Regions from separate parts of the Homo sapiens genome. Here region 1 is linked to region 2. Evidence: chromatin contacts called from ENCODE Hi-C data. All regions are on one chromosome and are shown on one strand. Each heading gives the region's core, a stretch centred on a gene start or an enhancer-like site at or near the end of the contact. The rest is flanking DNA. Distances are from core to core; before and after follow the strand shown. Region 1 has its middle 100 kb from the start of SETD3. Region 2 has its middle 49 kb from the start of BCL11B.

Region 1 (5,037 bases), core at 301-2,800, 58 kb before region 2:
GACCAGAGCACAGGAAGTGAGGGGGTGGTGTTGCCATTGCCGAGAAGCTGCTGTGCTGGGTGGACTTACCCAGAGGTGGCTGCAGGGAGCTGCTGAGTGGCAGGAGTGCTGCGATCCAAGCAAAGTATTCTTTCAAATGGGGCCTTAGGGCTCAGATTTACCAAGGACATCACTGTTGGCCTGGCCGGGTGAAACCAGTAGGGAACAGTCCCTGGTGAGGAGTCCCCGTGGAATGAAGACCCTCCTCTTACTGGGAGGCCGAAAGCTGCAAACAGAGCTGGTGATTGCAGCTCCATTGAACATACTCAGTAATTTCTGGTAATGACCAAGAAGAATTGAAGAACAAGCTCTCCTGAAAGGTCATTTATCCAAGAGAAGAAAATTACTTCTTTTCCTGGGGGCTGTCATCTTTTGCTTTAATTAATATCAAACGTGTGCACTCTTGGCGTTGACTTCAAATGTTCAAGTGGACTTCCCGTGACATTTTTAATAAAAAAGAGTAAATCCTTCTGGGCTGACGCCAGGACCTGGGTGATCATCAGAGCCTTCCCTGTTGCAGGGGCGCCTTGGTGGCCGACTGATGCTGGCCCTCACTGCGGCCAAGGAGGACGGGGTCTGGGACACACTGCAGCAAGGGCCTCTTGGCTTATGTGGTCATTCATTCATTCATTCATTTGCAACATGAAGAACAGGATTGCCTGCGTTCAAATCCCAGCTGCCTGGGCAAGGGAGCTTAACCTTCCTGTGCCTCAACTTTGTCATCTATAAAATGGGACAGCAGGCCAGGCTCAGTGTCTTTGTTTGTAGAAAAGGCAGAGGAGGCCGGGCACAGTGGCTTATGCCTGTAATCCCAGCACTTTGGGAGACTGAGGAGGGCAGATCACCTGAGGTCAGGAGTTTGAGACCAGCCTGGCCAACATGGTGAAACCCCGTCTCTACTAAAAATACAAAAATTAGCCTGGCATGGTGGCATGCATCTGTAATCTCAGCTACTTGGGAGGCTGAGGCAGGAGAATTGCCTGAACCCAGGAGGCAGAGGTTGCAGTGATCAAGATTGTACCACTGTACTCCAGCCTGGGTGACAGAGTGAAACTTCGTTTCAAAAAAAAAAAAGAAAGAAAGAAAGAAAAAGAAAAACAAAGGGCCAGGTGCTGTGGCTTTTGCCTGTAATCCCAGCATTTTGGGAGGCCGAGGCAGGCAGATCACCTGAGATCAGGAGTTCAAGACCAGCCTGGACAACATGGTGAAACCCCGTCTCTACTAAAAATACAAAATTAGCTGGGCATGGTGGCCAGCACCTGTAATCCCAGCTACTCAGGAGGCTGAGGCAGGAGAATCATTTGAACCCAGTGAGTCGAGATCACGTCATTGCACTCCAGCCTGGGTGACAGAGTAAGACTGTCCAAAAAAAAAAAAAAAAAAAAAAGAAAAGAAAAAAGAAAAAAAAATGGGAGAGCAATAGTACCTATTTCACACGGCTGTTTTATGACTCACATCAAATACTTTTGTGGAGTGCTCAGCACAGAGAAGAGACGCACCTGCCCAGCTGGAGTACTTGTTGCTTTTTTGTGTCTGCCCAGCACTGTGCCAGTACCAGGGATGCATGAACAAACTAGCCAGATGAACCTTGCCTCAAAGCCGAGTCTACTGGCTTTGCTGTTTGAACCCAGGGCAGCTGCCGGTCTTTCTTTCCTCTCCCGAGGTCCCCCAGGCGTGTGTCCCATGTGGCCTGGTTGTTTACGGGTCTGCTCCCCCAAGCCAGACTGAAGGCGGGGCCATGTCTGACTCACCAGCAGCGGCTGGCTTGAGGGCTGGCCTACCCCAGGGCCTGGGAAGTAGGAGCTTCAGAGATCACAGAGTGGAAAGGGGATGGTCTAGGGTTCCAAGGTTGGGGTGCAAGGCCCTGGGACAGAGACTGGGACTTCACTTCCTCCCCATGTAGCTGCAACAGACTGTCCAGTCCAATCCAACAATTCCTATTGTTTAAGTTTTTCAAACAAGAAAGTTGATGTGAGGGTTGGTGCAGGGTTTTTTTTGTTTTGTTTTGTTTTGTTTTTTTCCCAAGACAGAGTCTTGCTCTGTTGCCCAGGCTGGAGTGTAGTGGGGCAATATCGGCTCACTGCAACCTCCGCCTCCTGGGTTCAAGCAATTCTCCTGCCTCAGCCTCCCGAGTAGCTGGGATTACAGGCATCCGCCGCCAGGCCTGGCTAATTTTTGTATTTTTAGTAGAGACGGGGTTTCACCATGTTGGCCAGGCTGGTCTTGAACTCCTGACCTCAAGTGATACACCTGCCTCAGCCTCCCAAAGTGCTGGGATTACAGATGTGAGCCACCATGCCTGGCCCAGGGTTTTGTTTAAAGTCACCATGCTGACCTGTCTCTCAAGGAATCAAGAGATGAACATGTTCTTGGGCACAGCTCTTCCTGAATACGCAGGTTAGCGTGGTGAGCTCCAAACTCCCTTTTGGAAGACGATTCCTTAAGTGCCCACCCTGTGCCAGCACCTCGATGGGGAGACAGACCCAGCGGTTCCTTCTGGGTGGCTGCTGTCTCCTCAGCTAGAGCCATGAGCCAGGTAAGACTAGCCCGGAGAACTTGAACTCCGTATTTGAAGGGGCTGACACGATGGTCCATCGTCCTCTCTCCTCTTTAAAAAAAAAAAAAGCCTTACCTCTGCCTTTTCTCCTCTCTCTCTCTCTCTCTCTCTTTCTTTCTTTCTTTTGATGGAGTTTTGCTCTTGTTTCCCAGGCTGGAGTGCAGTGGCACGTTCTCGGCTCACTGCAACCTTTGCCTCCTGGGTTCAAGCGATTCTCCTGCCTCAGCCTCCCAAGTAGCTGGGATTACAGGCATGCGCCACCATACCTGGCTCATTTTGTATTTTTAGTAGAGACAGGGTTTCACCATGTTGGTCAGGCTGGTCTTGAACTCCTGACCTCAGGTGATCTGCCTGCCTTTGCCTCCCAAAGTGCTGGGATTACAGGTGTGAGCCACCGCGCCCGGCCTCCTCTGCCTTTTCTACAAACAAGGACACTCTCTTGCTTAATCGCACTATGGCCATCTAAGTGAGAAAGCTAACACTGATTCACGAGTCCCATCCAGTCCTCAGATCCCATCTGAGCTTCACTAACGGCCCCAGGAAGAATCAAGCCTAGCATTTAGCCATCAGGCCTCTTTAGTCTTCTTCAACCTGGAACGGCTGTGCGGTCATTCCTTGATGACTTTGACACTTCCATGTACTACCTGGCCTGCTATTTACAGGATGCCCCCCACTCCATGGGGGCTTGTCTCTTGCGTCCTCATGATTAGATTCAGGCTCTGCATCTTTTCAGGGATACGACAGAAGTGACATCGTGTTCTGCTCCCTGCATCCTATCAGTGGTCCCAGAGTGTGATGTGATCATTTGATTGGCTTCTGCCAGACTTGCCAGCTGTGGAGTTACTCTTTTCTCCTTTGTAATTAATAAGTGTCTCTGTGTGTGTGTGTGTGTGTGTGTGTGTGTGTAGGTGGTGGTGGTTACATTTTGTGTGTGTGTGTGTTTGAGCATAGATCATGTGTAATACGTAGATATCCCCTGCCTGGTCTATTAATACCAGGTTAGGGTTAGGATTAGGTTAGGGTTTCAGTGCCCCCCTTGCTTCTGACTTGGCGTGGGCTGCCTTCCAGGCTGGCCCTTGGCTGTCCCTCATTCTCTGAGCACTTTCATACCTCCTCTTACAACAAGATGCCCTGCTTTATTTTGTACTCTCTACACCCCGGCCTCAGTCCACCAGCTCCCTGGGGAGTGCCATCTCCTTTAGTGGAGCACAGTATTAGGAACCAAGAGCTGGAGGCTGGGTGTGCTCATTCCTCCTGCGCCCCGGTCTTCCAGGCCCCCTCATTCACACACACTGCACACCTCTAAAGCTTCCCTCCCTCCCTCCCTCCTTTCCTCCCTTCCATTCCTCCCTCCCTCCCTCCTCCCCTCCCTTCCCTCCCTCCCTCCCTCCCTTCCCTCCCTTTCCCTCCCCTCCCCTCCCCTCTCCTCCCCTCCCTTCCCTCCTTCCCTCCCTTCCCTCCCTCCCCTCCCCTCCCTTCCCCTCCCCTCCCCTCCCTTTCCCTCCCCTCCCCTTCCTTCCCTCCCTCCCTCCTTATCTGCCTCTCTCCCTTCCCTCCCCGCTCCCCTCCCTTCCCCTTCCCTCCCTCCCTCCCTCCCTCCCTCCCTCCCTCCCTTCCTTCCTTCCTTCCTTCCTTCCTTCCTTCCTTCTTTTCTGCCTTCCTTTCTTGTTTCTTTCAGGGTCTTGTTCTGTCACCCAGGCTGGAGTGCAGTGGCTTGATCAGGACTCACTACATCCTTGACCTTCAAGGCTCCTCCTGCTTCAGCCCCCCGCCCCCAGTAGCTGGGACTACTGCAACCTCTGCCTCCCAGGTTCAAGCAATTCTCCTCAGCCTCCCAAGAAGCTGGGATTACAGGCATGTGCCACCACACCCGGCTAATTTTTGTATTTTAGTAGAGATGGGGTTTCACCATGTTGGCCAGGCTGGTCTCGAACTCCTGACCTCAGGTGATCCGCCCACCTTGGCGTCCCAAAGTGCTGGGATTACAGGTGTGAGCCACCGTGCCTGGCCTATCTTTCCTACTTTTTATTGAAGGAATTCTTTATATGTTTTGGATAATAATCCTTAGTTTGTTAAATATGATGTAAATATTTTCTTTTCTGCCAGTGCTCTTTTAACTTTTAGCTTTCTTCATAAAGGCTTTTACATTCTGTAGTTAAATTTATGAATTTTGCTTTTTAGTAAATCTTATTTAAAACTCTTCCCTGTCATAAACATATTTTCCTAGATTTTCTTCTATCACTCTTGCCACTTCAAAAAAAGAAAAAACATGTTTACCTTTATTTCATTCATTTTTGTTAGTGGTGTGAAGGCAAATTTTAATTTTATTTTTTCCAGGTAGTAAATTGTTCCAACACTTACCAAATAATCTTCGTCCCCCTGACTGATTTGAAATGCCATCTTTATTCATATACTGAAGTCCAGTATTTACATGGATCTGC
Region 2 (5,332 bases), core at 2,172-4,671:
TGTGTTTCAGTGTCGCCTCCTGTGGCAGAAAGCGAAGACTCCCCCAAGCGGGGTCCAAGAGATTTCGGATGCCGCCAGTCTCCGCTTTGGCCCTGGCCCCCACCAGAGGCCCCTTGGACCCTGCCTGCCTCCCATGGTTGCCAGAGCCGGGGTTCCCAACGTCTCTGGACCCCAGAGGTCCACTGTTGCCCCCAGTCTCCCACAGAGGTGTGGGGAAGGCTTGGCCGCGCTTGATCCCTTGGCCCGGCTTGGTCCCTCTTGGGTGCAGCCATGAGTCCCTGGAGTAAGGGTGAGAGGCACCCACTGTCCTGTGCCCAGACTCACGTGTCCAGGGCCTGCCTCCCTGGGCAAAGGACTCTGTGCCTTGGTGTTTCCTTAGAGTAAGTTCCTTCCCAGGAGGCTTCCCTGTCCCTCAGACAAATAGAGCCTGGGCAGCCTGGCCCCCCAGTCTTCCAGACAGATAACTTATAATCATAATACCAACAATAGTAATCAGCTAACATTTAGTCTCTGTGCCAAGCATTTTATGCACATTATTTCATTTAATCCCCATTATTATCCCCATTTTACAGATGATAGCACTGAGGCCCAGAGAGGTTAAGTAACTTGTCTTGGGTCACACAGCAAATTCATAGGGAGCTGTACTCAAATTAAGGTCTGGCCAAGCCTGTGTCCTTAGTCACAATATCTGGAAATGTGTTAGTCCTGGGATGGGTGTGGGGTACAGTGGAGGTGAACAAATTGGGACCCCCATTCATAGCCAGTGTCTCCCCAGGCAGGGCCGCTGGGTCATTGGGAGGGAGGGGCTGGGCACATATGTCCTTTGGGCTTCTGCACCTGCCCTGGGTTGGGTAATGTCCCCATTCCGCAGATGAGGACACAGAATCCCATGTTCCGCGGTGACGTCACAGGGAGGCCAAGCTCAAACCTCACTGTCCCGATCTGTGGTCTCTGCTCTTCACTCCTACAGGGCTGGAGACCAGCCTTTGCCAAGACGATTTTCCAGATGACGCATCGTCAGCTTGGTAGGGAGGAACGTGTCCAGACGTTCTTTTTTGGGCTAGGGCAGCCAGGCAGAGCACTGGGTATGTCCGGCCTGGGGTCAGGAGGGGCTGGATCAGGCTAGGACACGACTCACAGAGGCCGGCATCCAGCACCGTCCACAGGGACAGGGCCTGGGTCGGAGATGCAGCAGGCAGGAGCTTGGAGGGGCACCAGCACTGCATAAGACCCCGGAAGAAGAGGTCAGGAGCCAAGGGCCAGGTGCACGTCAGGGGGCGGGGAGGGCTGGGGACACCGGCTGGACAGAGCCAGGGGCTGGCCTTGTCTCAGGCCACCCAGCCTCTTCCCAGACCTTCTTCCAAACCCTCTCTTCTCCCCCAGGGAACTGGAGGCAGGGAACAGGGCTGACTGGGAGGGAGAACTGCGGTGGGGAGGGGGAGTCCCCTTCACAGAGTCCCCAGGAATCTCCCCTGCAGGATCCAAACTTCTTGGAGTAAGAAGATGCTTCCTGGAGCCTTGGAAGGAAGAGAGAACCATGGAGTCCTGGGGTCACTGCCGAGCCCAAAGTTTGATCTTCAGGCAAATGCCAGGGCGGGAGGAGAGAGCGAAACACGTGGAAGATCAGCGTCCTCCATGTTGCCGGGAGATGCAGCTTGGGAGACAGAGGCTCCCCCACGCAGCCTGGCCGTCCCCCCTCTCCTTCTGGTTTCCTCCGGTGCCTTCTATGGTCAGTGATGGGGGCTTTGCAGCCTGGCTCTGGGTGGCTTTGGTGAGGGGCATTGGGGTCTCGTCAGCCTCTGCCTTCAGGGGGTCGTGGCAAGCAGGCAGAGACAGAAACAGGAGGTGATAGGGGATGATGTGGCCAGAGAGGGAGGCATTGACTCTGCCTGGGAGATCAAGGAGAGCTTCCAGGAGGAGGTGGCAGTTGAAATAAAGTGCAATTAGGTCAGAGTAGAAGAGGCGACAGAGGTGTGTTTTCCTCTATGTATTTGGAATGAAATTGAAGCTCAGAAATGTTAGATGGGTTTTGCCCAAGATCTTACAGTTAGTAACAGACAGGTGAGGACAGGATGTGAGCCCAGGCCATCAGCCTGCAGTCAGGTTCTCTGTCCAGGAGCACAGAGCCACTTTGATTCCTGAAGAGGCTTCAGTAACCAGGCCAGGGTGACCAAAGTGTTTGCTGGGGAAGGAGTGTGATTTGCTCATCCTGGGGCCTGAACTGGGGAGGGTGTCTTGGCACAGAGAGGAAGGGAATGTCCTTGCTCTCAAGGGCTGGACCAGAGAGTGGGGAAGACAGAGAATGGGGCTGCAGACACATCCTGCAACAGGGCCTGAAACCTCTCAGACTCTTCTCCCCCAGGGCTCTTGGTGTGCCTGTGGGTGAGGGGTGTGTGTGTGCATGAGTGTGAGTACGTGTGTGTATGACAGTACATGTGTGAGCGTGCGTGTGTTAGTGTGAGTACATGTGCATGGGTGTGTGGGAGTGTTAGTACATGTATAAGTATGCTTGAATTGTGAGTATGGGTGTGTGTGAGCGCATGTGTATAGGTGTGTGTGGGTGTGTGTGTGCATGGGTGCGTGGGTGTCTGGGTGTGAGTGCATGTGTGTGGGTGCGAGTGTGAGTGCATGTGCGTGGGTGTGAATGCATGTGCGTGAGTGTGAATGCATGTGCGTGGGTGCATGGCTGTGAGTGTGCATGCACGTGTGCATGTGTGTCCACCCTTAATAAACCTTGGGTGAGCGAACAATGCGTGAAGGCCGGTCCTGCCGAGCACGGTCGGTAGTGCCTGGGTTGTGTTTGGGCGAGGACCCGAGCCTGCGGGTGCTGCACAGGAGCCAGCCGTGTGCCCAGGAACCTGCTGATCACTGAGGGTGGGTGAGGACGGCATGGGCACATGTGTGATTTGGTGGCAGTGCCACGTGGTTGTGACATCCACACCCACGCTGGCTGAGAAGAGCAATGGAGCGCCTGAGGAGGTGGCCCGGGACCTTGGCATCACCGCAGAGCGTCCTGGGAAACAGGGGAGGCCTCCTCTGGGCTGGCTGGGGGCTCGGAGCCCTGCACTTTGAACATGAGCGGGACCATGACCTCCTGTTGAACCCCAGCTGGGCGGAGCAGGTGCAGCAGCCCTGTGGGGAAGGTGTGCCTGGGTGGGGTGCCCGGGTCCTTGGAAGGAGCTGCCCATTGGCCATCTGGCGTGTCTGGTCAGCGCAAGCTCACCCTCCCCACTGAACCCCCTCCTGGGGCTCTGATAGCGTGAGGGGTCAGGGCCCTGACTGTTGAAGGCTGTCAGGGGAGGAAGTAGATGCAGAGGCCACACGGGTGGGTGGAGGTGCGAACTCGGCCTACGCTTAGCGCCGGGGCGTTTTCTCACCTGTGGTCGGTCAGTCAGGCAGCTGCCCAAGCGCTGACTCCCACGGGCCACCTCTCCTCGGCCTCCCAGCCCCAAGGCCTGCGGAGGGGGTGCGCCTTCTCCCCACCCCCGCCCCGCCCCGCCCCCAATCACTCCCTGTGTGCAGGGCTCCGCAGGCAACGCCGCGCAGCTGCCCCTGGCTCTCCGACACTGGCATCCCTGTGTCCCAAGAAGCCTCCTGACTTCCTTGGGAGTGATACTTCCTAACCCATCTGCCACCTCAGTCCATTCAACTCAGCCGATGGGGCGAGTCCACCCTGTGCCCCTCCCAGAAGTCTCCACTCCCACCCTGGTGCCCGGGCGCTGCCCGCCACTCGGCGCACAGCGACCCTGGTGCAACGTGGAGCGGGGCAGGAGGACCAGGGTTCAGCAGCTAGCGTGGCGCCCCCTGGTGGCGAGAGCAGGAAGAGTTTGCAGTGCCCTCGGCCACACCCACATTGAGCTAGGTGCTTTCTGCATGGGTTTTAAAATGGGCAGGGAGGGGAATTTCCCTGAATACCAGTGCTGTGGGTTCACTGAGACTCCACGTTGTCACGCCATGCTGCAGGGAACCCTTAAAATTTGGGTTTCCACAAGATGCAATTCATCTGTATGTTTTGACCTTTTATTTAAAAATCACAAGTCAAACATTATTAAGTAAAGTAGAATAACTGTATTCATTTGCTAAGAAAACACTTCCCAGGACTTCCCTCCTATGCCAGGCTTTGTCTAGACGCTAGCAGGGAAAATACGGCAGCGTCTGTGCCCTCGGAGGCCCACAGCCCGCGTGGGGAGACGGATATTCCCAGCCATTCGATCCTCAGTGTAAGACAGGGGTAAGGGGTATTATGATTCCCATAGGACCTTATTTTTTTAGGTGGGGTCTCACTCTGTCACCCAGGCTGGAGTGCAGTGGTGAGATCTCAGCTCACTGCAACCTCTGCCTCCTGGGTTCAAGCGATTCTCCTGCCTCAGCCTCCTGAGTAGCTGGGATTACAGGCACCCGCCACCACGCCTGGCTAATTTTTGTATTTTTAGTAGAGACGGGGTTTCACCATGTTGGTCAGGCTGGTCTCAAACTCCTGAACTAGTGATCCGCCCACTTCGGCCTCCCAAAGTGATGGGATTACAAGCGTGACCCACCATGCCCGGTCTATGATTTTATAGATGAGGAAACTGAGGTTTGGAGACATGCAGAGCCACCTCATCATGGTGGTTCTACCAGTTCGGATCCTGCCTTGAACAAAATCCCACACAAGAAGGGAGTATAACACAGGGACTTTTTGCAGAGGTGGGAGCGGGTTTAAAGCTGGCCTCACCCAGGGGCCAGCTGCAGTGGGAAGCTGTGAGACCCTCAGCCTGAAGGCACGGAGAGTCCAGGGAGACCCGGAGGGGGCCCGACACAGGCTGGAGTCACAGGACAAGGCCATTGTGAGGATCTTGGTGCTGAGCCAAGGAGGGAGCAGGGGAGAAATACCCAGACCTCTCTCTCTGCCCATCTCCAGTCTGGGCTTCCCATCTCTGGGCCTGACAGGAGCCAGAGGGCTGAGTCCCCCAGGTGGTATAGGCCGTGAGTGAGGTCTGCCCCTGGGCCTTAGGCAGGACAGAGAAGGGCAGAGAATGAACCATGGGACGAGGAGGTCGTGGCACACAGAGAATCCCCTCAGGTGGCTTTGGGCCCTGGCTGCCAGTTCCAGGGTGCCAAGAGAAGCCTCACTCCGTATCTGCGACATTCTCACATATTTCAGGAAGACCCTGGGGAGAGGCAGCCAGGCCTGCGGGGCTCCAGGGTGAGCACAAAGACGGGGTGTGCTTGGCCCTTGGCTGGGAGTGGCCTGTGGGAAGCCAGGTCTTGGCCTTGTCAAGAATGCGGTGATGGATTTCAGAGCACAGCAGGGGCAGGAAGCCATAGGTCGAATGAGCCCCTGGAGGTCAGG

Evidence for each region. Hi-C counts contacts between places; a loop is a spot of excess contacts on that map. Pooled maps may share reads with other maps.
Region 1: a loop to region 2 is called in a map of HepG2, with 4 times the contacts of the local background. The contact joins two enhancer-like sites. A Hi-C loop is called at or near these places in 2 of 168 maps with a recorded cell type or tissue (HepG2 and mammary epithelial cell) and 9 of 50 pooled maps.

Annotation. Positions count from the first base shown.
Region 1 is chr14:99,375,629-99,380,665 of GRCh38, reverse strand. No RefSeq gene overlaps it. Among named protein-coding and RNA genes, the nearest start is that of SETD3, 100 kb to the left of the region's middle. RefSeq lists an enhancer at 1,600-1,894. Within about 2 kb of position 1,550, at least 2 of the 41 ENCODE cell types and tissues checked have a DNase peak (open chromatin) inside an H3K27ac peak, as active enhancers do.
Region 2 is chr14:99,318,705-99,324,036 of GRCh38, reverse strand. No RefSeq gene overlaps it. Among named protein-coding and RNA genes, the nearest start is that of BCL11B, 49 kb to the right of the region's middle. RefSeq lists enhancers at 701-1,461, 2,524-3,151, 3,152-3,780, 5,076-5,332. Within about 2 kb of position 3,421, at least 4 of the 41 ENCODE cell types and tissues checked have a DNase peak (open chromatin) inside an H3K27ac peak, as active enhancers do.